6 separate regions of the Homo sapiens genome follow, and all the other regions are linked to region 5. The links are chromatin contacts, found by Hi-C or POLR2A ChIA-PET in ENCODE. All regions are on one chromosome and are shown on one strand. The core of a region is the stretch at or near the end of the contact, and the rest is flanking DNA. Distances in the headings are between cores, read along the strand shown.

Region 1 (3,902 bases), core at 1,063-3,562, 1.3 Mb before region 5:
AAAAGATGGAGTAGTGGTGGCTGGGCGGGGTGGCTCACGCCTCTAATCCCAACACTTTGGGAGGCCAACGTGGGTAGATCACTTGAGTTCAAGGCCAGCCTGGCCAATATGGTGAAACCCCGTCTCTACTAAAAATACAAAAAATTAGCTGGGCATGGCGGCACATGCCTGTAATCCCAGCTACTTGGGAGGCTGAGGCAGGAGAATTGCTTGAACCCAGGAGGTGGAGGTTGCAGTGATCCGAGATCGCACCACTGCACCCCAGCCTATGAGACAGAGCGAGACTGTCTCAAAACACACACACACACACACACACACACACACACAAAGACAATACATTGGGTCAATCACTCTTCTTTGTGTCTGACCTTTGTGGCCATTTGTCTCTTGTGTCTGATGCCTGGACAGCGACTCCCTCTCCAACTAGCCCACGGCCCTTGGTCGGGGTTGACTTTGGCACTGCCCTAACACCCTCCATTCAGCACCCTGTTCCTTCATGTGCCTGCTGCTAAGGTTATGAATTTCTAAGTTAGGAAATGCATCCACTCTCAGCCCCTCTCACCTCCAGTCCTCAGACCTCAAGGTGTCAGTGAAACATGGTGGTCCCAGATGGGCTTCCCTCTGCGTGCAGTGAGCAGCCCGCTGAGCCTCACTGTCTCCACCCACGGCCTTAAAGTTTTTGTTATGTGAAATACAGCCTTCTAGAGATTCTAGGGGCAACATGGAATTCTTCCTACTGTGTTTATTTGATTATTTCAATAGGCATTTGTTGACAAAATGGGAGAGGGAATTGAATAGAGGGGGTTAGATCCCCACCTAGCACCAGGAGTCCCTTTTGTTTGTTTATAGAGATGGGAGGGGGGGTCTCACTATATTGCCTCAGGCTGGTCTTGAACTCCTGGGCTCAAGAATCCTCCCACCTCCGCCTCCTGAAGTGCTGGGATTACAGGCGTGAGCCACCGCACCCAGCCCCAGGAGTCCCTTTTGAATCAGGGTTGGGCACCAATTTGACCCATACTGAATACTTTAGGTGACTGTAACACAATGGTAAAAATTTGCATATATAAACAGATGTAAACATAGAAACATAGTAAAAATATGGTATCATAATCTCTTGGGACTACCACAGTATATGTGGTCTGGCATTGACTGAAATGTCATTACTCATGACGGTACTAAAATACAGTAGGTGTATTTGCCTGACATGGGGAAAGGAATAGAGAGCACAGTGCCCAGCCATCGCCCTGCGGGACATTCGTAAGCCGTTGGTATTACAAATTCTAGCCTTATCATCAGTGGGTCAGCTCACTTCAGTGCCCATTCATTGAAAAGCCTTAAAATTCGCTTCCTTCATTTGGGGTGTACTGAGCCCCTTCCCCAGAAAGGAGCGCTTGCGGGAAGTCTGGCACAGGTGACTAGGGCTGTGCGGTCAAGTAAGTGCACTTCTCCCACGGGGCAGGGGCCATGGGTGGGACCACATCTCCCCAGTACCTGGTGTGTGCTGCTCCCAGGGTCAGGGCACCTGGCAGTTGGAAAGACCGGCCGACCCCGAGGGATGGGCAGCACTGGAATGGTGGCTCCAGGGCCAGCACTCCCGGAGGAGGGACCGCCTGAGGAAAGGCAGGGAGGTGGGAAATCCCAGAACATGTTTGGGGAATGACAAGACATCTAGTTTGACTGGAGTATGGGGAAAAGGTGGGGCGTTGGGGAGACAGGTCTGGGGCCAGACTGCAGGGGTGGGAATTGGCTTGGTCTGGGAGGCAATGAGGGGCGAGTGGACGGGTCAGAGGCGGCGGCGCTTCCACCCCGACTGGCATTAGAGGGCGTGTCCTAGGAGAGGAGCATCCCCCTCCCCGGACCAGCCGCCCTCCGGAGCCCAGAGTCACCGGAGATGGGGGCACACCCCGGGGCTGCGTGTGTCGTGTCAGGCCGCGGCAGGGAGAGGCCGTCCCCTGGTGGCGCCGGCCGGAACGCCCCTCGTGCCGCGACCGCGCGCCCCTCTGTCCTCGCCGCGCGTCGGCGCAGAGCAGCCACCCGGGGCCCAGCAGGCGCGGGCTTCCCCACGCGCCCCGGGAAGGGACAGCTCGGTGTGGGGTCCGGGAGGCTTGAGCCCCGCGGCCGCATCCGGGGAGCCCTCGGCAGTCGCGGAGCTGCTTCCCAGGGGTGAGCTCTCCGGGAGGCCCACGGGGTGGCCCCGGGCGCCTCCGCCCTCAGCTGTCGCTCCTTATAAGGCGGGGGCCGGGCGGCGCCGGAGGAGGGGCCGCGGCATCAGCCCGGTCCTGGGCTCTGGGGCGGCGCTGGGCCGGGCGAGCGCAGTGCAGCGCAGCCGCGGGGAGCGAGGAGCGCGCGGAGCCGGCCATGGGCAAGTCAGGTGAGCCCGCGGGCTCGCCCGCTGCGGAATGGTTCGGAACCCCGCGCTCCCGGACCTCGCCGTCTCCCTCGTCCGCCGCAAGCCAGGTCCTGGGGAGTGCGGGAGCCCGGGGTGCGGGTGGAGGGCGCGCGGGCGGAGCGCCCCGGCGCGGTTTCCGGGGAACCCGGGGGGAAGGCGAGCCCGAGGGAGGCCCCCGCCGGAGAGCCGGGGATCGCGCCAAGTTGGGCTTCCCGACCCTGAGGGGCTGCGCGCCGCGGCCCGCCAAGGCGTGGCTTCTGCTTTGTTTCAGGAGGCCAGACTTAGAGTTGGAAAAGTCACCAAAGTGTGACAACAGCTCTCGCTGCGAAGCAGTTTGCCCCGCTCGGCTGTCCCGAGGACAGCCCTGAGCATCCCCCTCATCCATTTGTTGTTCCTTCTCTCCTGAGCGCCCGCGCCGTGCCGGGCTCCCCCTGTGCTAGGCTCGGTCTGGCTCCCTTTCTCCTGGGGCACCCCATCCTCTCTACTGTGGCTGTCGGGATGAACTTTCTGCAGCGCAGCTCTCCTCCTGTCGCTCCCTAACACCTTCCTCACCATTGTCCTCAGAGTGAAAGGACACACTCCAGTCCTGCCTTCGGGCCCCTGGGAGTGGGTCCCTAGCCCTTACCTCCGCCCTACACTAGAGCTGTCCAGAAGCTGGTGCACAGGTCCCTTCCCCTAGGTTTCCTTGCCGGGCCTTCACCACCCCAACTCTCAGCCTGAAAATCCCATCCCTCTAGGCTCAGCTCCTGGGCTGGAGCCCATCTGTGATTCCCCCCGGGAGGGAGCGCCCAACCTGGTGTTTTCCTCGCTGCAGCCCTTCCTGTAGTGGGCCGGGGACAAGAGTTCAGCCATAGACCTGTTTCCCACCGGGTCCTCACCCCTGGCTGCCAGGGGCCGTGTTTATCTCAGCATTGCTTCTGCCTCACAGGAGGCTCTTAGAGAACAGCTGTTGAACAGGATTCAGAAGTCCTGCTTCATCCGGATTGTCCACTTCAGATGAGTAAGGCTAGGTCCCTTCTAGGATCTGTCCTCCAAGATCTGGACTCAGGAGATGCCAGCGCTGGGCGCAAGTGGCTTTCCCTGGCCTTGGTCCTAACCAGCCTTCCTAGGCTGTAGAGGCAGGTCTGGCTTTCAGCCCTGGCCCAGCCAATCACTGGCTGTGTGATACTGAGCAAGCCTCCTTCCCTCTGTTCCTCCCTGTCTGTACAATGAGGGTGGCCGTATGAGCCCTGGGGTTCTTCACAGTATGGAAAGGTGATATAATGGGTTGCCATTTAGTTAACAGGATGACAGATGGTGATGGAGCAAAAGTATGGCAGATGAGAGCGAGTCTTTCGAGATATCTGCTTGGGAAATCAACTCCTTTCTCTGTAGAAATTTGTGGAGAAAATCCACAAATTCCCTTAGGCTACTTTTTTTTTTTCTTTCTTTCTGAGACGTGGTCTCCTTCTGTTGCCCAGGCTGGAGTGCAGTGGTGCGATCTCGGCTCACTGCAACCTCCGCCTCCCAGGTT
Region 2 (4,236 bases), core at 758-3,257, 1.2 Mb before region 5:
CATCATGTTGGCCAGGCTGGTCTTGAACTCCTGACCTCAGGTGATCCGCCTGCATTGGCCTCCCAAAGTGCTGGGATTACAAGCGTGAGCCACCACGCCCGGCAGAAACCCAAATTCTTAAAGACTACTTTCTGCATTCTCTCAACTCAAGACCGTCCATTATAAATGCTGACAAAAGGTGATTAACCCTTTCCAGAAAAATAATGCCCCACTCAACCGTGGAAAGAGTTCTTTGTGAAGAGAATATTTTTAAGGCTATCAAATAAAAATAATGAACACTTGGGTCAAGCAGTCACTGAACAGAGGAAACAACAGTAAACATTTGCTGAGCGCTTCTGAAGTGCCAAACATTGTGCTAATAGGTTTCTTCACATGTATTAACTCATTTCATCCTCACAGCCCTCGTATTAGCCGCGTTTTACAGACAGGAAGCACAGAGAAAATAATTTACTTGCCCCAAATCACTGTTTAATAGTTCATCATTGGCCAGGCGCGGTGGCTGACGCCTGTAACCCCAGCACTTTGGGAAGCCGAGATGGGCGGATCACTTGATGTCTGTTCAAGTCCAGCCTGACCAACATGGTGAAACCCCGTCTCTACTAAAAATACAAAAATTAACCGAGCATGGTGGCAGGCGCCTGTAATCCCAGCTACTTGGGAGGCTGAGGCAGGAGAATTACTTGAACCCAAGTTCATCATTGAGAGAACCGAAAATCAAACCCTTGTCTGAATGACTTCAGCGCTCAGAACACTGTCCCACACCCAGTGTTTGCCTTGTGTCTGTTCATTCCATAAACATCCATGAGTACAAATCTTCCTCGAAAACATGATAAATCGCCCTTTCATCAGTGCAATGAGGATGGGACTCAAAGGAATAAGAAGGAAAGAGCTATATAAAGCTGTCTGAAAGTCAGGGCCCCATTCCGACGCTATAATTCGGTTTGGCTTCAACTGCGGCGCTCCTACAGTTGGGTTAACGAGTTACCTATACTGCGAAACTGTACCCCACCCCTCCTACCAGAGTAGTAAAAAATACGTTCTTGTGTTCTAACAATTTTACAAGCGTAAAACTGGGGGGAGGGGCCGGGCGCGGTGGCTCACGCCTGTAATCCCAGCACTTTGGGAGGCCGAGGTGGGCGGATCACGAGGTCAGGAGATCGAGACCATCCTGGCTAACATGGTGAAACCCCGTCTCTACTAAAAATACAAAAAATTAGCCGGGCGTGGTGGTGGGCGCCTGTAGTCCCAGCTACTCGGGAGGCTGAGGCAGGAGAATGGCGTGAACCTGGGAGGCGGAGCTTGCAGTGAGCCGAGATCGCGCCACTGCACTCCAGCCTGGGCGACAGAGCGAGACTCAGTCTCAAAAAAAAAAAAAAAAAAAAAAAAAAAAAAAAAAATTGGGGTGAGGGCGGGGAATTAACGTTTCTCAAATATACAAGGAAGCCCAGACTCAGAATGTAGACTCAGAGCAGGGAGGGGACCTTTTAGCCCAGCCTTTTCACGCCAGGACAGCTCGCCTGCCAGGCAGTTCTCCACCCTCTCTCGCCCCGCCCCGCTCCTAACGGGACAGTCAGCATCCCCCCTGATTGGACAGCACTGTTCCAGGGGACAAGTCAACCTGGGCCTCCCTCTACATCCCCTCCCCTGCTCATCAGGGCCCACCCCGAGCCACACGGCGGAGCCCTGAATTGGGCCAAAGAGGTGCCCTATGGTGAGGCCTGCAGGACATTGGGCGAGAGCCGGGTCCAGTGTGGGCCTCGGGGCGCGGTGGGGTGGAAAGCGGCCGGGGAGGGGAGGCCTGGGGCAGGAGGCCGGGGGAGGCGGCCCTGGGGGTGGGCAGGATGCTCTCCCGGAGTCCCACGCCGCCGCGCGGCTCTCACCAGACGCCGTCAGAGGCTCCCTCCCACGCCGCCACCGCGCTCCTCGGGCGAGGGACGAACCAAGCGCCACGAAGCAGGCAGAGCGCGAGCCTGCCCCTCGGTTTCCGCGCTCGGGCGCGCGGGTAGACGACTCGTCGCTCGACCTTGTCCCCACTCCTCGCTCGCCCAGCCACGCCCACCCGGAGTGCCGAATCCGCGATCGCGCCCTGACGCCACCCGAGAGAGCTCGCGTGATTGGCTGCTCCCGTCCCCGTCCCCCACCTTCCCGGCGGTATTTTGAGGCGCAGGCAGGGTGCTGACCAGCGGACCATCTTCCATGGCCTCTGCCGCGCTGGAGCTGCTGCGGGGCTGTCCTGCCAGCTTGTGCTCCCGCCCCGAAGCGTCCTCCTCCACTGGCGACACACGCACTGAAGCCCGAGTCTTCCCGCTGGGTAGTTGTTTTGGTCTTGCACCCAAGGAGGGATTTCTTGCGCCTCTTGTTCCCTCAGTTATTTCATAAACCAGGACCGCAACTATACTGTCGTGTAGCGCGGCCACCCCACAGCGGTCCCTGACGTTAACCCTTGCCGTGACTGCTAGAAGACACTGGTGGAGTGTGAATTGATGACCAAGGCATGGCAGAGCCTCTCTCATCTTTATAATCAGTTCAGCGGCGGCCTCCACTACAGGGAACTCCCAGCCAGTCCCGAGGCCTAGGGACATCCAGGGAGAAACGTGGCGGTGGTAAAGGGCTTGCGCAGCTCCTGAAGATAAATAAGACTTTGGGTTGCTGTTGTTTTTGAGACAAGGGTCTCACTATGTTGTCCAGGCAGCACTCGAGCTCCTGGCCTCAAGCCATCTTTTCTGGCTTCAGCCTTCTGAGTAGCTGGGACTACAGGACCATGCCACCGAATCAGGCTTTAAGACTTTTTAATGACCCTTTCAAATTTCTGAGTCACTCCCAGCATTTTAGGAAGCCAAGTGAGAAGGCTAGCTTGAGGCCAGGAGTTCGAGACCAACCTGGGCAACAGATTCCTGAGTCACCATTGACAAGAAACTTTGAATGAAGTTGATGATACAAAATATTAACATCTTTTTTTTTTTACAACCATTAAAAATTTACCACAGGTGAAACTAAGTCTAACAGTTCATTGAGATTTCTTGCTGTACAGCAAATTTCAAATCTCATCAAACTGCAGTTTGTGATGCATTTCAATTAATAATGAAGCTCTAATTTGTAAAATACTTATGAACTCTTAGTTCTCCTGTGGCTAGCTTGGAGCCACGAAAAGGTCACATTAGCCACAAAAGAAAAGACATTAAGGGATTTTTGCAAGGAAGTGCTATCAGATTTCTTTTTTGTTTGTTTGTTTGTTTTTGAGACAGGGTCCCACTCTATCGCCCAGGCTGGAGTACAGTGGTACGATCTCAGCTCACTGAAACCTCCACCTCCCAGGTTCAAGCAATTCTCCTGCCTTAGCCTCCCGAGTAGCTGGGATTACAGGCACACACCACCATGCCCGGCTAATTTTTGTATTTTTAGTAGAGACGGGGGTTTCACCATGTTGGCCAGACTGGTCTCAAACTCCCGACCTTAGGTGATCCGCCCACTTTGGCCTCCCAAAGTGCTAGGATTACAGACATGAGCCACCACACCAGGCCCAGATTTCTTTTTTAAATCACACTGGCTGCTCTGTGGAGAATGGATTGGTAGCAGTGAAACTCAACTGAAGTGGATGGATATGATGTTTATTTTGGAAGTAAAATTGATGAGACTTAATTATAGGTTAGATATAAGGGGATGACAGGGAAAAAGACTCAAGAATGACCTCCGGGCCAGGTGTGGTGGCTCACACCTGCAGTCCCAGCACTTTGGAAGGCAGAGGTGGGAGGATCGCTTGTGCTCAGGAGTTCCAGGCAACAGTGAGCTCGATCAAACCACTGCACTCCAGCCTGGGTGCTGGATCGAGACCTCATCTCTTAAAAAAAAAAAAAAAAAGAAAGAAAGAAAGAAATGACTTCCAGGTTTCTGCCATTAGGAATTGGGTGGTTGGTTGTGTGCTAAGATGAGAAAGGCTGGGAGAGTGACCTGGTTTGGGAAGAAAAAAGTAAAGTTTTAATTTAGGGCATGTTATGATTGAGATGCCTGTGAGCCACATGAAGCTATTAAATGTGCAGTGAGATATATGAATCTGAAGACAGACTCACCAGACTATAAATGGTGTATTAGTTTCACATATGCTGTAACAAATTACCACAAAATTAGGGTCTTTAAAACAACACAAATTGGCCAGGCGCGGTGGCTCACGCCTGTAATCCTAGCACTTTGGGAGGCCGAGGCGGGCGGATCACAAGGTGAGGAGATCGAGACCATCCT
Region 3 (4,331 bases), core at 1,085-3,584, 1.7 Mb before region 5:
GGGAGTGAAGTGGGGGTGTGGTCAGTGGCCTGGCTGGGCGTGGGATCAGCAAGACCCAGTTTCCTCTTTGGGTCTCGTTTCCTCTTTTCTGTTGGGGAGTGGGGGAAGGGGATCTACAAATGGTCCAAGAAATTAAAAGAGGCTTAGATCCAGGGGGTGACACACAGCAGGGGATGGGAGTAGGGTATTCAGCAGATGACCAGGTGGAATGTAGGTACATGACTGGGTGAAAATGGTAGGAGAGTAATTTAAAATGATGGGAAAGCTCAGGTTTTGATGAGGGTAAATTCAGGTAGGATGTGCGGATTAAAGGTTGGTGAGGGAGGTAGAACTAAGGATGGGAACGGATGATAAGATGAGCATGGGAGAGTTAAAGGCAAGGGAAGTATTTTGTAAGGGGATAGGCAGGATGGGTGTGAAATGCAGAGTCAGGGATGAGAGTTGGAGAGGAGGGCTTAATACCAAGAGAACAAGTGAAGTGGGAGAAGCAGGGCTAAACTTTCAGGGGATTCAGTTATTCCCTTCTCCCATGGCAACAGTGATTCCTTGGTTAGCTTCCCCCATAGTCATCAGCTCCTTCTTCCCTAGGCAGTCCCCAACTTGTGACTAGGCCTTGTACATCCTGGGTCCCTATTTCCCACCTATGTTGTCTGTAAACAACACAGTCCAGAATCTCTGTCCCCTAACTGTGGTGGCCACAGCAAGGGCCTTGGGCTTAGAGAATGGAATAAAGAAGCTGGAATCCCAGATGCCTGCAATTCTAGCTAAAGCCAGAACGCTAGCCTGAAATTAGTTTATCTCTCTGGGTAAAAAGAAGCCCCTGTAACTACATAGGAATAAAGGATTTCCCTACAAAAGAAGGGCATTTACCTACTGCCAACCTCTTAAATTTTATCTGCTCAAGGTCAACTATGCTAGCCTCAAACCACAACCCCTAAAGCTGCCCCAAATTCCTAACATTAACCCCACCTCTAATTTGTTTCCTGATTCCCAGTACCGGCTTGGACATTCATCCCTTTCCTAGCACAGACTCATATCCAATCCCTGATCCCTGAAACTGATCTAAGTTTTGCCTTTAGCACCAAATCCCCTGATGTTAACCCTAAATGTTGACCCCTAAGCCTAAAGTTCATTTATAATTTGATTCCTAACTCACGCTTTCACTGTTTATCCTTAACACCGACCATGCCAACATTCTTTAATCCCTCAAACAAGCTCTAACCTGATTCCTGTTGTTTGTTGACCCTTAACCTGACCCTGAACTCAAATTATGACGTATGATGGCCATCCCAGCAAACAAGATAATGACCGTAATCTAAACCTTACCTATCTAAAACGGACCTGACTCACACTAACTCTTAAGTTTTAACCCCAGCTTTTAACTCCTATAGCGACCCTTGATTCCTAAACGGACCCCACCTAATCCCCAACTCACCCAAAGCTTTCCTACCCACATGCCCGCTATCAGCTAACACCAAAGCCCGTCCCCGCCCTGCGCCCCGCTGCCACCCGACTCCTCACGCTCCCCAAAGCCTATCCCAGACATAGGACTGCTCCCAGGAAAGGCCTGTCTTCCCCAAGACGGCCTACTTCACGCCGAGCTCAAGCCGAGATGCGCTGGACGCTGACCTCTCCAACTAATAGGACCCGAACCGGACACGCAAGAGAGGCAGGGCCCGCCCGCCCCGGGGCCAGGCCCCGCGGCCCCACCCTAAGGCCCCCGCCCGGCCCGGTCTGGCCTACCTGCGCTGCCTGGCTCTGCGCCCCGCCCGCCGGCCCGCCGCCCCGCCGCTTCTCGGGTCGCCCTCGGGCTCCGGCCTCGCCCTCCCTTCGACACTCTCTCGGCCACTTCCGTCCTGGGAACGTCCCCCACCCGCGGGCGGCGCCCTGGGCCCGCGCTCTATGGTCGCGGGGGGCAGGCAGGAAGCTGCTCTGGCCCCGTTCTCGATGCTCGGGAGCCGCCAAAGCCCGGCAGCCCCTCCCTGGCAGGAAGCGAGGGTGCGGCGCAATCCGGAGAGGACGCCAGGACGACGCCCGAGTTCCCTTTCAGGCTAGAACTCTTCCTTTTTCTAGCTTGGGGTAGAAGGCGGAGCCGGAGCCCCGGAACCCCCGCCCTCGGGGTGCGAGGCGGCAGCAGGGCCGTCCCCTACATTTGCATAGCCCCTGGGACGTGGCGCTGCACCCAAGCCTCTTCTCAGTTGGAGGGAACTCCAAGTCCCACAGTGCCACGGGGTGGGGTGCGTCACTTTCGCTGCGTTGGAGGCTGAGGAGAATTGAGCCTGGGAGGCGGGTCCGGAGAGGGCTATGGAAAGCCGCCGGCGGGGAATCCCGGCCGTAGAGGGACAGTGGATAGGTGCCCGAGGCCTACAGCTGGCCTGGGGCTCGTGTCTGGGCTTCGGACGTTGGGGCCCGGTGGCCCACCCTTTCCGTAGTTGTCCCAAATGGAGCTGGAATTGGATGCTGGTGACCAAGACCTGCTGGCCTTCCTGCTAGAGGAAAGTGGAGATTTGGGGACGGCACCCGATGAGGCCGTGAGGGCCCCACTGGACTGGGCGCTGCCGCTTTCTGAGGTAGGTTGGGGTTCTGACTGGGGAAAGCGTGGGATGTCCATGAAGTCAGGTGATGGTGATAAGGTCAAGGCCTGTTCATTGGAACCCTGCGCAGGTACCGAGCGACTGGGAAGTAGATGATTTGCTGTGCTCCCTGCTGAGTCCCCCAGCGTCGTTGAACATTCTCAGCTCCTCCAACCCCTGCCTTGTCCACCATGACCACACCTACTCCCTCCCACGGGAAACTGTCTCTATGGATCTAGGTGAGTCTGAAATAAGTTTGCGGGGAGGACAGGGTTCATGGGCCTGGCTATTCATACTTTCCCTTTTGCAGAGAGTGAGAGCTGTAGAAAAGAGGGGACCCAGATGACTCCACAGCATATGGAGGAGCTGGCAGAGCAGGTACTTGACTTGATTTTCAGGAGATTACTCTCACATTCCCCAGGTGGGGGCAGGATTCCCCATTCCTCTCTGACATCCCCATGCAACTGCCGTCCACTTTCTTGTTACCCTAGGAGATTGCTAGGCTAGTACTGACAGATGAGGAGAAGAGTCTATTGGAGAAGGAGGGGCTTATTCTGCCTGAGACACTTCCTCTCACTAAGGTAAGACTCTCATTGGTTGAACAAAGGCTGAAAAGGGATTAAAAGTCCCAAGTAGGCAAATTCTGTTAACTTTATATCAATAACTTTAAAAAAGGATTGAGGTGAGAAACTTAGTAGATTTATTGCTAATAGGAAGTTGAGGCAGGTACACAATATGCCAGATGCAAGGGCAGATCCTCGTTTTTGTTGGGCTTATACAAATTTTGGTGTTCTGTTAAAAAAATAACTCAAAATTATCAGTGCAACATTAGTATTGGGCCTTGGAAAGGACTGTGTAAGTGAAGGGCCTTGACACTTCGTTGGCTTCATAGTAATCCACCTCTTGCTGAATGGTAGAACTGTTTAGAGAGTTCAACAGGGTTGGACTAAGCAGTACATGAATAAATGTAAAATCCTTAGTTTTCAGTTTTAAGCAATGAGTGGCAACTTCACAAGCAGAGTACTGGGGTACTATGATGAAATCAGTGCTCATTAATAGAAAGGTTACAGGAATATATATATATTTTTTGACAAGGTCTTGCTCTGTTGCCCAGGCTGGAGTGCACTGATGTGATCATGGCTCACTGCAGCCTTGACTTTCTGGGCTTAGGTGATTCTCCCACCTCAGCCTCCCGAGTAGCTGAGACTACAGGTGCACACTACCCTGCCCGGCAATTTTTTTTTTGGTATTTTTAGTAGAAATGGGGTTTTGCCTTGTTGCCAGGCTGGTCTCGAACTCCTGGGCTCAAGTGATCTACCCACCTTGGCCTCCCAAAGTGAAGAATTTTAATTTCTTCAAAGTACAAGATGAGTCAGCAGTGTGATGTGGCTACTAAGAAAGTTCATGGGATTTGGAAACTGTAGCAATAGAGTTATTGTCTCTACAAGTCACTCTCTTGCTTTCCTTGATACTGGCTAGAGCACATCTTTGACAGATACTAAGAGGATGCAGTCTATCCTGAGAAGATGAGTTAAAAATTTTGTCTTTTTTTTTTTCTTTAAGCTCTGAGGAAATGTTAAGTGCCTTAAAATAGCTAAACAGGGTTTATTCTATTTGGCCCCAGAGATACTAGGTAAGTCCAACGGATAGAAATTATAAGGAGGCAGCTGTTGGTTCAGGATAAGGAAGTTTTTATTTGCTTGTTTGAAGACAGGTTCTTGCTTTATTGCCCAGGTTGGAGAATAGTGGCGAGATCAT
Region 4 (4,118 bases), core at 659-3,158, 1.2 Mb after region 5:
AACAGCAAAGGATATTTCATTATCATTTGTATCTAGTGGGTATGATCCCATAGGAAAATTAGAAGGTGATGTTTCTTGCTGTGGGTTACGAATTCCCAGGAAATGGATGGGCTCTTCTGAGACAGGGACAGTCTGCACCACTGGCCATTCCCTTCTGGGAACAGAGCCTTCTCCACAGCAGGGCAAGCCCTGTGACTAAAGCACTGCTTCATCTCTGTTAGCCAAGCACTTAACGCTGTATCAGAAGATATTACAAGCTAATGATAAATGTGCCAAAGCCTGCAATACTTTAATCACTATTTCTCAGATTTATGTAAAAAGCAATTAAGGAAAGCTGTGAAATAAGAGCATAAATCACTAGATGAACATTTGACATTTAGTGCCCCGTTATGAGTGATGAGAGAGCACTCCAGCACTGGTTATTAGTGGACTCTTAAAGCAATCTCAAATTATGTGGAATTCAAATTCTGCGGAGTAATTAGAAATCTAAATAGGAATAAACTTTTCTCATTTAAGATATTTATGACTTAACTATTATTGAATTACCTATGAGCAAGAGCTGGGGAGTAGAAAAAAATCCCTTTCATGAACAGCCCAAAACAGTAAATAAGAGCAAGAGATGAGAAGTAGTAATAGGAACCAAAGGCCAAGACTTTTCTCCATATCACTCAACCACAACCCATGCCATTTAAAAGTTTACTGAGAGGGTATTGCACACCAGAGTTTAACCACCTTCTATGTTAGCCAACCCTACGCTGTTCTTTAATTATACACTGTAATTAGTACACTAAACACAATGTCTAGTAAATTAAAAAATAAATTCAGGTCTTAAGATACTTGTATCTGTCTTGGTTAAAGTTCTGAGTCAATTATTTGATAAAAGGGTGAGGAGCCTGCTTTTATGCTCAGCTGGAAGAGCTGTACATGTCACATGAAAGTACTCCATACACCTGGCATAGGCAGGGCCTCAGACGAATGAGCAGTCATGGGCTTCTCCAAACCAAACAACTGGGCCCTCACCTCCTCCACGTGGAATTCTTCTCACGCAAATAGACACAGGCCTCATAGCAGAATGGCAAAATTCTGAAAGTGTTATCTCAAAAGACCAGAAGGGGACATGAAAAAGAGGTGAACCGAGGCTTGAAAAAATGTCACAAATGGTGAATAGATGAGATCAGGGTGAAACAATGCAAATGTTACTGGAAAACAATAAAAGAAATGTTTGGTGAAAGAAAGTCTAAAACTCATTTCCTATGATATCTCATAGAGACTGTTTACTGCAGAAAATAGCTCAGGAAGTCATCGGTCAGGGAATGATCACTGGAACACCTCACTTTTTTGGAGATGACCTCTGGTAAGGACCAAGTCCTCTCTCGTGTTTGCTCTCATGACCCTCCCCGTGGGGGCTAGAGACTCTTCTTACTCTCCTACCTGTGGGAAAATGACTCACCCCTAAACACTTGGTGGTCAGGTTTGAAAGCCACACAGGCAGGCAGAAAAGTCATGGCAGGGGCACTTCAAAATAAATCTCTAAGGGAACTGAAAAAAAAAATTCCGACTAATCGAAGCCCTGAAAAACCTTCTGAATCCTACCCACTCTGCCGATTTTCTGAGGGAACCTCAGAAAATTAAGGATGTAGAAGCGGAACTCAAATACTGTTGCAGCTCCTCTTTTGGAAAAATCACTCTTTGCTGTAAACTTTCATGTTCATGGGACAATCCAACCAATATTTTAATGCTAGTAGCAATCACGGGACAAGCAGTTCCACTCGAACGTTCAGAAGCCAAGGAATAATGGCATGCCGGCTTCGATGCCTTCTGTCCTTGTTTACATAGTAAACGAGACTCTCTTAACGGCCCTTGGAAAGATGCCCTTTCATATTTGACACTGAATTCATCTGGTGCAAATAGAAAACCTTGAGGAAATGTGAGCCTGCCTTCCCCAGAGGTCAGCGCTTGTTATGTGAGCGCTGAGGGCCCTGCTGCCCCCTGCTGGGTCTGTACCCCGCAGAGACGCTGGCCACACCCAGCAGAGCCAGCTGCTCTCGGACCAGCTCTTCAGCCGGATCTGTGGTCGCCTCTGAAACCGCAGGCTCCCTCTGTGATGGGCTCGCCAGGCCCTGCTGCTCCTCCGGCTCACGGAAGTGCCCTGTGGTGCACGGGGTTTTCACTCCAGAGAGAGCCGGGGAACCCCGCCCCCATCAAAGTTGAAGTGTCCTCTATCCAAAGGAGCTCCTCTGCCAGCTTTTTTTTTTTTTCTTTTTTTCTTTTTTTCTTTTTTTTGAGATGGAGCCTCGCTCTGTCGCCCAGGCTGGAGTGCAGTGGCGCAATCTTGGCTCACTGCAAGCTCCGCCTCCCGGGTTCACGCCGTTCTCCTGCTTCAGCCTCCCGAGTTGCTGGGACTACAGGCGTCTGCCACCACGCCCGGCTAATTTTTTGTATTTTTAATAGAGACCGGGTTTCACCGTGTTAGCCAGGATAGTCTCCATCTCCTGACCTCAAGTGATCCACCCACCACAGCCTCCCAAAGTGCTGGGATTGCAGGTGTGAGCCACCGCGCCGGGCCACTCCTCTGCCAGCTTTGCAGACCACTGCCTCCCTGAAAATCAATCTGACATCCAAAACGTGTATGCTCGACAGTGTTCTGGTGTGTGTTTTACCACTTTAAAAACAAGAGTGGTCCAAACATCTACATTAAGGACTAACTAGTAAATTGAGACTTGCTCTCTGAAACTCCACAGTTATGGCCCTAAAAGTTCCCAAGGCAGGGCCTTGCACTTGGCGATGGGAAATGTAAATGAAATGTGTACGCTCAGTGGTTTTCATTGACTATTAGGCTTATGGCAGATAGTCTCTGCCAAGTTATAGAATTAGTATTCCTTCTCCAGATTTCTCCCTCTCTTACACCTGGACAACTGGAGCAGAATTCATAAAATTCTGTGCTGAAAAGGTGAATGTGCTGAGAGAAGGAGGAGGAAGAAACAGTCCCTCTATTTGTTCAGCCAAATGGCTAAACGCACCGTGACGAAAAGCTGGGGACCGAAAATGAGCCGCTTCAGTTTACGTGAAGCAAACTAACATCTTAAGTTACATTCAGCACAGACATATCTGCTGCAGTAATTTTTAAAAACCGTACAAAAAGTTGTTAGGCAATCGTTGCGAACACAATACAATGAAAAGAGCGCATGCCCTAAGTCATGGCTCAGTCCTGGGCACCAAAGCCAAGCTGTGCCATCCCCGGCAAGACCTGGAAAGTCTCCCGGCCTCAGTGTCCTCCTCCGTGAGGCCTGGATGTGAACCTCACAGGGCTGCGCTGAAGAGTAAATGTGATAATGAATCTGAGGACACTTTGTCAGTGCCATTCAAAAGTTCTTGTTTTAAAATTTATTGCTTTTGAAGCCATGTGAATTGGCTGTTGAGATATTTAAAAATTCTCACCACATGTGGCAAGGTTTATAGAGCCCTGAGTTACAGAATGCCAATTCACAAATGTCAGCCACACCCGGCTTTGGGGTGGCTCCGTGCGTCTTTGGCTGTGAGAACTGTACTCTCTGTACGCTGCTGTATTTGGTGCTGCTGGTGCCTAGGCTTCCTCTCTCTTCTCCCTTCCATTTCTCTTCAAAACCCCTCTCCCACTCTCCGCCACCATAGCACAGAGCCATGCTTCGGGCATAAGGTAATTAAATAGACTTTTGGAATTGACCTAAATACTGAAGCAGCGAGCACAACTAAGGTTTCATGTGAAAAAGTCTCACAATTCCCAAGGAACTGACAAACATACACATTTGAAGATCAACATATTTGGAGATTGAAGACTGCCTGGACAATATTTTTCCATGTGTAGGCCTAGCACAATTTGCTTTTTTTTGTAAATTAGATAAAGAACCTTCACAGCTAAAGACAGTACTCTAGCAAATGCTTAAAGCTATGACCAAGTAGCAAAATCATGAGTCGTGATTCTATTTACTTTTCTATATCCAAAGCTCAATCAAACTAGGAGCAGAAGAAAGCTTTCTCAATCCGATAAAAGTTATCTATTAAAAACTCTACAGATAAATACAATGAAATAGTGAACACATTTCCCCCTAAGTTGAGAACAAGACAGGGATACCCACTCA
Region 5 (4,274 bases), core at 402-2,901:
CAACTTTTAGGGAAAAGGGGCAAATCTCTAGTAAACGAGTTGACTTCAGGACTCTTCAAAAAAAGAGTCTGTTTATTCAGCAAAACCCAAGGGCCCAAAACAGGTCCCCACCCAAGTAGTCTTACCTGTAAGGTCACCAAGCTGGCTGTGGTGGCCAGGTCAATCTTCCCAAATTTGATGAGATTTCCATAAGGGTTAAAAGGAAGAGTGAACGGTTTCCTTTGGCTTAGGGGCTTTTCTCTAAAATTCCTTGTCTTCTTCCCATCTGGACTTTTCCCTCTGAACTATTAGCTTACTGCCAACCACCGTCCCCACAGAAATCACAAGAGTTTAGGCAAATGAAAAGCAAGTTCTGCCCAGCCTTTTACATCTAAGCACAACAGCCCATACTAGGACAACAAATTACCAATGACTTAATGACTAAGGCACAGCATTCTCTTCAACCTCTAAAGAAAAGCCCGTAATGTCCTCTACTTAATACAAGTGAAAAATATGAGAACATGTTTTGGAATATTTTTGCTTCAATTTTTGAAGGTGAAGAGTTCCTTCTATTAATTCAAGTTAACTAGAGTCAGAAGATACTACTTAGTAATCAACTTTACTGTGCTTTCACCTAAAATTTTTCCTCCAAATTATTTAGGATTTGCCTTCTGTTCAGAAAATTAGTTTCCACAATATCCTTCACTATGCCAGAATGCTGACTGACTTAAAAAAAAATGACCATTATGAAAGGAAAAAACTAACCTTCAACACCCCTTAATTCACTGCCTTTTATTATTTACATACAAATCTGTCCTCCAAACAGGAGAAGATGGGACGGCAGTGTCTTACCACCGCATCCCCCACAGCTCCTCGCACGAAGCCTGGGAGTAGTGGGCATTCAATAAATGCCTATTAAACACTTCAGTCCTCTCATAACAAGTTGGGGCATTCCGAAACACTGGCTCCACCCCTCCAGGGTCGGCCGCTGGCTCCCGATGGCAGTCTGCCTATGGCCTTGCTCTGGTGAAATGAAACCTCGTCGCTCAAGACCCAGGATGGGGGCAAGGGAGCCGTCCGACCACATCCCGCAGGGCAGCAGATCCTCTCTTCATCCCGCCAGGCCGCTGGTCCTGAGGCCTTTCCCACCCCATTCGGGAACCTACGTCGCCAGCCGGGGATCCACAGGAGTACCAGCCCCCGCCCCACCCCGCAGACAGCCTGGCGTCGGGACACCGGGGACGCCTGCGCAGAAGAACCCGCCTGGCCCCTTGGCTCCAACGGTAACAATGCTCCCCTCCGAAAGACAGCCAGAGTAGTCCGGGGGCACCAGTACACGTCTGCGCGCTCCCCGACGCCTTGGCGCGCCCCTGGTGCTCAACCTTCCCCACGTGAGCGCGCCCGCCATCACGATACTCGCTGACGGGGTCTCCTCACCTGAGTCGGGCTCCGCCCCCCTCCTCCTCGCTGAAGGAGGCGGTGACCCCTCTCCGATCGGACTCGGCAGTGTCAGAGGAGGTGGGAACGTCCTGACCAGCGTCTCCGTTACGGGACTTCCTCCCCCTTCCACCCGCCCCCCTCCCACCCCGCCTCTAGTCCCCTAGCTCCTCCAGCCAGTTCGCCGCAGCACTCTGAGAACACGGCGGCGGCGCCCGAGGATAAGCGGAAGTGACGTAATGCAAGAGCGCCTACTCCGCCCCATTCCGCCTCTCCCAGTTGGGCTGCAACCAATCAGCAATGGGAAGGGCGGGGCCGGGGTAGGAGTGCAGCCAGCCGGCGCGCGGAACCTGGAGGAATTTACTTAGCCCCCGGAAAAACTGACCAATCCACGGTCCCTGAAGTCTGGTTGTGTTTACTACCGACTGAATCCGTGAGCTCTCTGACCAATCACCCTTTGCCTTACAACATGTAAAACGGTTATCAAATGCCTTTTAGGGCGGGATTTATCACTAAACTGCTCCAGGTTTGGACTATAGAAATGCGGCTGTTCGCTGCAACCAATCAAAACCCTCTGTGGTTTAGGCTAGCGGGCTTTCCGCCTAAATCCGCCAATCACAACAACGACTGCGTGATGTCTGAGGGCGCCGGAGAGGCGGGCCCTCAGGGCAGGCCGTACCGCCATTGGCTGGTTCTGAAGGATTTTTCCACCCTCGTGGTGCCCGGCGCTTTAGTGACCCAGGGCTCTTCTCCGGGGTGAATTCCCTTCGCTGAACACACACACACACACACACGTAGAGGGCTGGAGATTGAGTTCCCACTTCATAGACGTTGGGAAAGATAAGATTCCAAAAAGCTCTTTAGGTTTAACTAAGCCAAAGTCCAGGGTGAAAACCGCGAATAAAAAACGCTGTCCATCGGATGGCAGTTAGGTCGGACCCCGCCCCTCGTCCAGTCCGGGTGGCTGCGCGTCTGGAAACGGTGGCGCCCCAGGAGCCCGGCGCTTGGCCCCGCACTCGGCTGCAGGTCAAATAAGCCTGTAGTCTGCATGCCCAGATTTATAATCACCTGCACTCCCCCCACAAAAAAATAGGAAGCGCTAAGCTCTCCCACTCCTGTCCCAAACGTGGAAGGGTCGCGGACTTGTATGGGACGCGGTCTGAAAAAAGCGAGCCCCGGGGCGACGCTCGGGTTTCCAGGTGCACCCTCGGAGGGAGAACCCGATCCCTGAGCATCGGACACTGGGGCCAGGGAAGAAACCCCCTTTCCTAGGGTGAGGACGGCAGAAGAAAGCTGCCTTCTCCGGCGCAGCGTGTCTGGGAGCGCTGCGTGGCTCTGGAGACAAAGGCAGGCCCGCGAACTCAGCTGGGTTCTTCTGGGGGTGGGGGTAAGGGTCTTGGAGGAGCTCCCAGAAAAATGGAACTCCCAGCCGGGCGCGATGGCTCACGCCTATAATCGCAGCAATTGGGAAGGCTGAGGCGGGCAGATCGCCCGAGATCAGGAGTTCGAGACCAGCCTGGCCAACATGGTGAAACCCTGTCTCTACTAAAAGTACAAAAATTAGCCGGGCGTGGTGGTGGGCGCCCGTAATCCCAGGCAACTACTCGGGAGGCTGAGGCAGGAGAATCGCTTGAACCCGGGAGGCGGAGGTTGCAGTGAGCTGAGATCGTGCCGCTGCACTCCAGCCTAGGCAACAGAGTGAGATTTCGTCTGGGGGGAAAAAAAAGGAACTCCCCGCTTTAAGAATGGAACACACCGAATACCCCTACAGCAGATTCCATCCCTTCAGTTACTGGTCGGAAGTGTTGATTTCAAAAAGCAACCTGTTTGCGTGGATTTCTTTAAGGGCTCGGTGGAGTCTGATGTTTAATTCTTTTCCTTAAGATTCGCTGACACTATAGCCATCACACATATTTTACTGACAGATTGATCGGTAAAATAAGGAAAATATGGAATGATGACAGTAAGCCAGGCAATAGGAGAGATTCTTTTGCGTATCTGTCTCTCAACGGTAAATGCCATGACCTAGATTGCCTCAGATTTACAGGCTGGCAAAAGTTTTAAAAATTGTATATTCAGAATTTAGGAGTGTGTGGAAGTGGACACCCGCTATATTGTGGACGGGGGTGTCACTGATGCCCTGTTTGACGATCACTTCGTAGTATCTATCAAAATTTAAAATATGCATTTGTTCCCTTCTAGATGGTAATTCCTTTCTAGAAATATATGCTACCGAAATACAAAGATGTGGAATAATAAACCCAAGGCTGTTTACCACACCTTTGTAAGTACAAGGGGCGGGGGGGGGGGGGTAAGTGGACAACAAACCTAAATGTGTAACTAAAGAAGATTACAAAAATTTGATAAATATGTATCATGGCTCCTTCATGACTAAGGCTCCTATAGATACAAAACGAAAGTAATAAAACCCTGCGGCCAGGCGCGGTGGCTCACGCCTGTAATCCCAACACTTTCGGAGGCCGAGGAGAGTGGATCACGAGGTCAGGAGTTCGAGGCCAGCCTGACCAATATGGCGAAACCCCATCTATATTAAAAAAGTACAAAAATTAGCCGGGCTTGGTGGCTCATGCCTGTAATCCCAGCTTCTCAGGAGGCTGAGGCAGGAGAATCGCTTGAACCCGGGAGGCGGAGGTTGCAGTGAGCCGAGATTGCGCCACTTCACTCCAGCCTGGGTGACAGAGAGAGACTCCGTTTCAAAAAAAAAAAAAAAAAAAAAAAAAGAGCGGGTCTCCTTAATTTTTATTTAACAGACAGGTGTTGTTACTTTAATAGTATTTAGGAAAACCTGGAATTTCAGGTTGCTTAGATTTTCTAATCACTGACAAAATTATTCCTAA
Region 6 (4,334 bases), core at 1,232-3,731, 1.7 Mb before region 5:
AAACAAACTAGCTTGAGCAAAATGGTGAGACGTAGAATAGTGAAAAGGCAGCCGCTTTTGTTTGGGTGTGATTACTCCTCCTCTAATAAAAGACCCTCATATTGACCACCCTCCTCCTAAGCGCCCTTAGAACCTGGTTTGACCTCTGAAGAAGGGCCAGGATTGGCTTTCAGTTTCTTCCTACTCATTTAGGCTCATTCCTACTGTTACTTTTCTAGAAGCTTGACCTAGGGTGGACCACTTGTCAAGAAGACTTACATATCTGCAGGCAACATTTAACCACAGGTTGGACCTCCTCAGTGTCTTTCACTCAGACCAGTCAAGGGGCATCATAGCCCTGAATCAGTTTTCTTTCCCCTTTGTGGTATAAAATTTTATATTAAAGACAGGAGAGCATAATTAAGGGAGAACAGTTTTATTAGCATCACAGGGTCCATTTTTCCCTTTCCATCCAAGCATCCAGAGTCTGGTGTCCTTTAATCAGTTGGCAGGTTCAACCTGGAGGCCACTGGAGCTGCCGGCCCCCAAGTACATGAATGTGCAGATGATACACAGATTGTGCACCCAGCTTCCCATCGTTGATCACTGAAATTGAGCTTGGGGTTAGGGAGTCAGGATCATGGCAGAGGTCGAAGAATGAAGATCATATTGAGAAGTAGGAATGAGAATTCATAGGTGAGGGACCAAGGGCCAAAAGTCACTCACCAAGTCGGTATCCATCTCCCAGGCCCTCAGCCTTTGCTGTCTGCTTGGCCACAAGGAGTAGGTGTCCTAGAAGCTATAGAGAGAGCGGAGGGACATAGGTGGCTTCATTCATAGGGAGCAAGACCTCTAGCTGGGTCCAGGGGCTCCTCCCAGCCAAACCCTGGCCCTGTTCTTCCCACCTGCTGGTCTTCTTCTTCAGCCTGGCTAATCCGAGGAATGGGCTTCTTAGGAATGACCAGGAAGTGCACAGGAGCCTGAGGGGCCACATCACGGAACACAAGACACTGGGGGAAGTGACAGGCCAGAGGCCACGTTACTTCAACAGGTTGGATGGTATCTACAACATTCCTAAGGGGATAGGTCCTAAGAGCACCCCACCTGCTGGTCCTCATAGAGAATGTCAGCTGGGAGGCTCTTGTCCAGGATCCGGGAGAAGATGGTTGGGGCTGCTCCCCCAGGAGTTGCCTGCTGGGCCTTGGCCACTTCATTCCCATCAGTCACACCTGCAGCTCCTCGGACCTGAAGGTGGATCGACCATATTCAAAGGAGGGAGCTGGCAGAAGCTGGGCTCTGATAGTTGTTAATTTCGTCCTTCTAATAACCTATTCATCGTTCCCACCCAGGAGGAAAGTTCCTGAATTTCAGAGCACCAGCAGCAAAGGGTAGGGCCAGAAGGTGCTGGACCTGGTTAGATAACAGGCGGTATTATTATCAGGATTCAGCAGTGCAATTGATTCCTGCTCATGTGTCCACGAAATATAGCACTGTTTAGGGAAAGGATCTAGAATGAGAGACTGGGGATTTTGGTCTCAGTTCCTACCTTACCATACCACTGAATTACCTCAGATAAATTCCTTCTCTCAGCTTCTAATATAAAATAAAGGGATGGTTTCCATAATCTCTTGCGATGGCTTGAATCTCTTTCCACTCTCACCTTGTTAGTACATTTCCACTTATTTCCGTTACTTGTTTTCTGATCTTTAAGCCTTGTCGCCTGTTTTATTTAAGTTTTAATGCAATCGCCCTGTTTGACACTAGTTGACCCCTCATCTGGGTGTCACATGTGACTCTGTGAATTTTAACTCTTGTCCCTTGAATGAGTGGAGGTAAGAGTTCAGCTAAGTGACCTCTGCTCCCCTAGCCCCAGGGAACTTCGGGTAAGGGATTCAGAGAAGGCTGATGTCATTGCATCACGTTGGGGGAGAACGGGACGGAATGAATTCTCTGACCTCCGAGCCGCTTCTGGCAAGTGCAGAAGAGAGGTTAACACTAGTGCTCATTAGGAGGCCAGAAGCCTGAGGAGGGCAGAGCACTGGCTCCAAGAAGAGAAAGCTCATTTCCTGCAGGGGGCATCGGGCCAGCTGGGCTGCAGGCAGTGGAAAGAAGGCGGCAGCCGCTGCACTGACCCTGTCCCGACCTCGGCGCCCCGGCCTGCGCAGGGCGGGAATCAGCACCAGCTCGTTCTCCGGAGCCACCAGTTCGACCTCACCACACAGCCCCGGAGCTTGTGCCTCGGAGGGGCAGAGGCCACAGGCAGGAGCTCTGCGCGGCTCTGCGCGCCTTCGGGACCCCCTGGCCCCGGATGGCTTCGGAGCCCGCAGGACCCCCTACTCGCTCCCGCGCCACTTCTCACCTGCCCCCCGCGCACCCCCGTGGCCGCCACGGCTCTGCGCGCCGCGCGCAACCCAGCAGCCAGCACCACGGCTGCCGCCATCTTCCCTGAGCCGCGGGAACCTCTCACCCGGGTCAGCACTCGGCTCCGCGGCCGGCCGTGGGTGGGGACTCCGGGCGCGGGGAAGCGGGGTAGTGGCGGCCGGGCGAGCCCTGCTACCCCATTGGAGCGCGCCTCTGAGCACGATTCACCCCATTGCCTCTGCAGCCACTTTGGAGGCGGGCTCTTTTCATCTCATTGGCTGCTTCTACCAACGCGAGGACAATTTTCCATTCCATTGGTTTCGTCTTCTAGTCCGTGTGAACGTTCTTTTCCCATTGGATCCCCTTACTAGTTTCTCTGTGAGAGAAACTTCCACTCCATTGGAAGGATTAATGGAGCCTGGAGGTGGGATTTTCTCCTAGTTGAATCTGATACACAACTCTGGCTTCTAGGTTGCGGCTCCCGAGTGGGTGGTTCTTTTCGTTCTTGGTTCGTCCTCTTCAGGTCTGGTTCCTATTGGTGCGCGGGGAGAAGGGGGCGGGGCTCCGCCACCTGCTGCAGAAAGGGCTGTTTTAGACCCTCTCACCGCTTTGGCCAGGAGGAGGGCGGGGCTCTGAGGGCATCCGGCGCTTATTGGCTCCAAGAACCACCCGGGGTGGGGCTAAAGGTGAACGGGGATGAGGTGTGTTTTTTTGTGTTTGTTTGTTTGTTTTAACTGGCGGGGCTGATGCGCAGCATTTTCTCCACAAGGGCAGTTTCAGTCCCTTGAGCATTTTGGAGATTTTAATGTACTTATCTAAGGGAAATTCTTCCTTAATTCTATGTTCTTGTTAACGCATTCACTCCATAGATTAAAAAGTCTGTGGTTTTTGCATTTTTTTTTTTTGAGCAGGAGGAGATAAGAGTGTCCTATATTTGCCGCACAAGAATTATAATAAGCAAAGGAGTATGTATTCATTGTTCTTTTCTAATCGGAAAAGGTGTGTGATACAGTTAGCTCGGTGCCTGGTGTTTTCTTTTTTTTTCTTTTTTTCTTTTTTCTTTTTTTTTTTTTTTGAGACGGAGTCTCGCTCTGTCGCCCAGGCTGGAGTGCAGTGGCGCGATCTCGGCTCACTGCAAGCTCCGCCTCCCGAGTTCACGCCATTCTCCTGCCTCAGCCTCCCGAGTAGCTGGGACTACAGGCACCCGCCACCACGCCCGGCTAATTTTTTGTATTTTTATTAGAGACGGGGTTTCACCGTGTTAGCCAGGATGGTCTCGATCTCCTGACCTCGTGATCCTCCTGCCTCGGCCTCCCAAGGTGCTGGGATTACAGGTATGAGGCACCAATAAGTCAGGTTTGCACTGCTGGAATATATATTTTTGACATAAGAAACGTGGGGTCACAAAATACTAATATTCTCAGACGCTAGGTAAGTTTTAGTCTGATATCACATAGGACAAGTTACCACTGTTTCTTTGGTTTTTCTTTTTTTCTTTTTTTTTTTTTTAAACACATGACCTGATACATATAGGTGGTCAGTAATTGTTGAATGAATAACATTTGGTGTTTCCTGTCTTTTTTTCATAATATGTAATATGTATTGCATATGATACTAACCCATGTGTAATCAATTTTTCATATTTTTACAGTCTACGTAAATATAGTTTGTATTGGCTGCTTATTATTTCCTTCAATGAGTTTATCATAGTAATCCTAACTCTATTGTTGACTATTAGTTGAATTAGTTTTAGGTGAATGGTTATCATGGGGCATATAACCACTGTTGGGGAACTTTGCTTCTAGAGATATAACAATCTCTTTTGTATAGCTATATTATTGTTAGAAAATCCTTTCTCCTCTAAAGGGCAGACATTTGATTCTGTGATTTTCCCCAGGGATCCTAGCAGTCCAGATTGCATTCCTTCCCTTGGAGGAACAGATGGCCCCCCTAATTGTGAGGAAATGTAGAATGGCCTCTTCTCTGGGCCCCAG

Evidence for each region. Hi-C counts contacts between places; a loop is a spot of excess contacts on that map. ChIA-PET counts read pairs that join two places held with the same protein, here RNA polymerase II (POLR2A). Pooled maps may share reads with other maps.
Region 1: a loop to region 5 is called in a pooled map, with 11 times the contacts of the local background. The contact joins the promoter of GLIPR2 here to the promoter of ZBTB5 in region 5. A Hi-C loop is called at or near these places in 4 of 50 pooled maps. POLR2A ChIA-PET finds 5 or more read pairs at or near these places in 2 of 52 experiments (H1 and activated naive CD4-positive, alpha-beta T cell).
Region 2: a map of naive thymus-derived CD4-positive, alpha-beta T cell shows a loop between it and region 5 (24-fold over the local background). The contact joins the promoter of GNE here to the promoter of ZBTB5 in region 5. A Hi-C loop is called at or near these places in 1 of 168 maps with a recorded cell type or tissue (naive thymus-derived CD4-positive, alpha-beta T cell), 1 of 37 single-sample maps with no recorded cell type and 16 of 50 pooled maps. POLR2A ChIA-PET finds 5 or more read pairs at or near these places in 1 of 52 experiments (activated T-cell).
Region 3: a map of B cell shows a loop between it and region 5 (9-fold over the local background). The contact joins the promoter of CREB3 here to the promoter of ZBTB5 in region 5. A Hi-C loop is called at or near these places in 1 of 168 maps with a recorded cell type or tissue (B cell), 1 of 37 single-sample maps with no recorded cell type and 9 of 50 pooled maps. POLR2A ChIA-PET finds 5 or more read pairs at or near these places in 1 of 52 experiments (A673).
Region 4: a pooled map shows a loop between it and region 5 (4-fold over the local background). The contact joins the enhancer-like site here to the promoter of ZBTB5 in region 5. A Hi-C loop is called at or near these places in 1 of 50 pooled maps. POLR2A ChIA-PET finds 5 or more read pairs at or near these places in 2 of 52 experiments (AG04449 and GM10248).
Region 6: a loop to region 5 is called in a map of naive thymus-derived CD4-positive, alpha-beta T cell, with 13 times the contacts of the local background. The contact joins the promoter of HINT2 here to the promoter of ZBTB5 in region 5. A Hi-C loop is called at or near these places in 1 of 168 maps with a recorded cell type or tissue (naive thymus-derived CD4-positive, alpha-beta T cell), 1 of 37 single-sample maps with no recorded cell type and 11 of 50 pooled maps.

The regions. Positions count from the first base shown.
Region 1 is chr9:36,134,421-36,138,322 of GRCh38, forward strand. It overlaps GLIPR2 (GLI pathogenesis related 2), which reads left to right and starts at 2,313. Exons shown (of 5, transcript NM_022343.4): 1 at 2,313-2,371. The coding sequence starts at 2,359. RefSeq lists silencers at 1,965-2,534, 2,565-2,614.
Region 2 is chr9:36,256,441-36,260,676 of GRCh38, forward strand. It overlaps GNE (glucosamine (UDP-N-acetyl)-2-epimerase/N-acetylmannosamine kinase), which reads right to left and starts at 2,008. Exons shown (of 12, transcript NM_005476.7): 1 at 1,881-2,008. It overlaps LOC124902150 (a long non-coding RNA gene), which reads left to right and starts at 2,170. Exons shown (of 3, transcript XR_007061473.1): 1 at 2,170-2,311. RefSeq lists a silencer at 1,749-1,908 and an enhancer at 2,209-2,438.
Region 3 is chr9:35,730,332-35,734,662 of GRCh38, forward strand. It overlaps CREB3 (cAMP responsive element binding protein 3), which reads left to right and starts at 2,335. Exons shown (of 9, transcript NM_006368.5): 1 at 2,335-2,570; 2 at 2,665-2,812; 3 at 2,884-2,951; 4 at 3,065-3,154. The coding sequence starts at 2,442. It overlaps TLN1 (talin 1), which reads right to left and starts at 1,864. Exons shown (of 57, transcript NM_006289.4): 1 at 1,744-1,864. MIR6853 (microRNA 6853) reads left to right here and starts at 2,591; the gene lies at 2,591-2,664. RefSeq lists enhancers at 1-31, 1,421-1,470, 2,271-2,320, 2,371-2,460 and silencers at 1,651-1,940, 1,981-2,140.
Region 4 is chr9:38,670,548-38,674,665 of GRCh38, forward strand. No RefSeq gene overlaps it. Among named protein-coding and RNA genes, the nearest start is that of FAM240B, 48 kb to the right of the region's middle. RefSeq lists an enhancer at 1,721-2,364. Within about 2 kb of position 1,909, at least 5 of the 41 ENCODE cell types and tissues checked have a DNase peak (open chromatin) inside an H3K27ac peak, as active enhancers do.
Region 5 is chr9:37,463,799-37,468,072 of GRCh38, forward strand. It overlaps ZBTB5 (zinc finger and BTB domain containing 5), which reads right to left and starts at 1,652. Exons shown (of 2, transcript NM_014872.3): 1 at 1,417-1,652. RefSeq lists enhancers at 574-1,259, 1,260-1,945, 1,946-2,631, 2,632-3,317 and a silencer at 1,480-1,579.
Region 6 is chr9:35,812,561-35,816,894 of GRCh38, forward strand. It overlaps HINT2 (histidine triad nucleotide binding protein 2), which reads right to left and starts at 2,482. Exons shown (of 5, transcript NM_032593.3): 1 at 2,339-2,482; 2 at 1,084-1,224; 3 at 885-989; 4 at 706-778; 5 at 400-585. The coding sequence starts at 2,419. The coding sequence ends at 494. FAM221B (family with sequence similarity 221 member B) reads right to left here. Exons shown (of 7, transcript NM_001012446.4): 7 at 3,831-4,334. RefSeq lists silencers at 2,295-2,614, 2,945-3,124 and an enhancer at 2,675-2,854.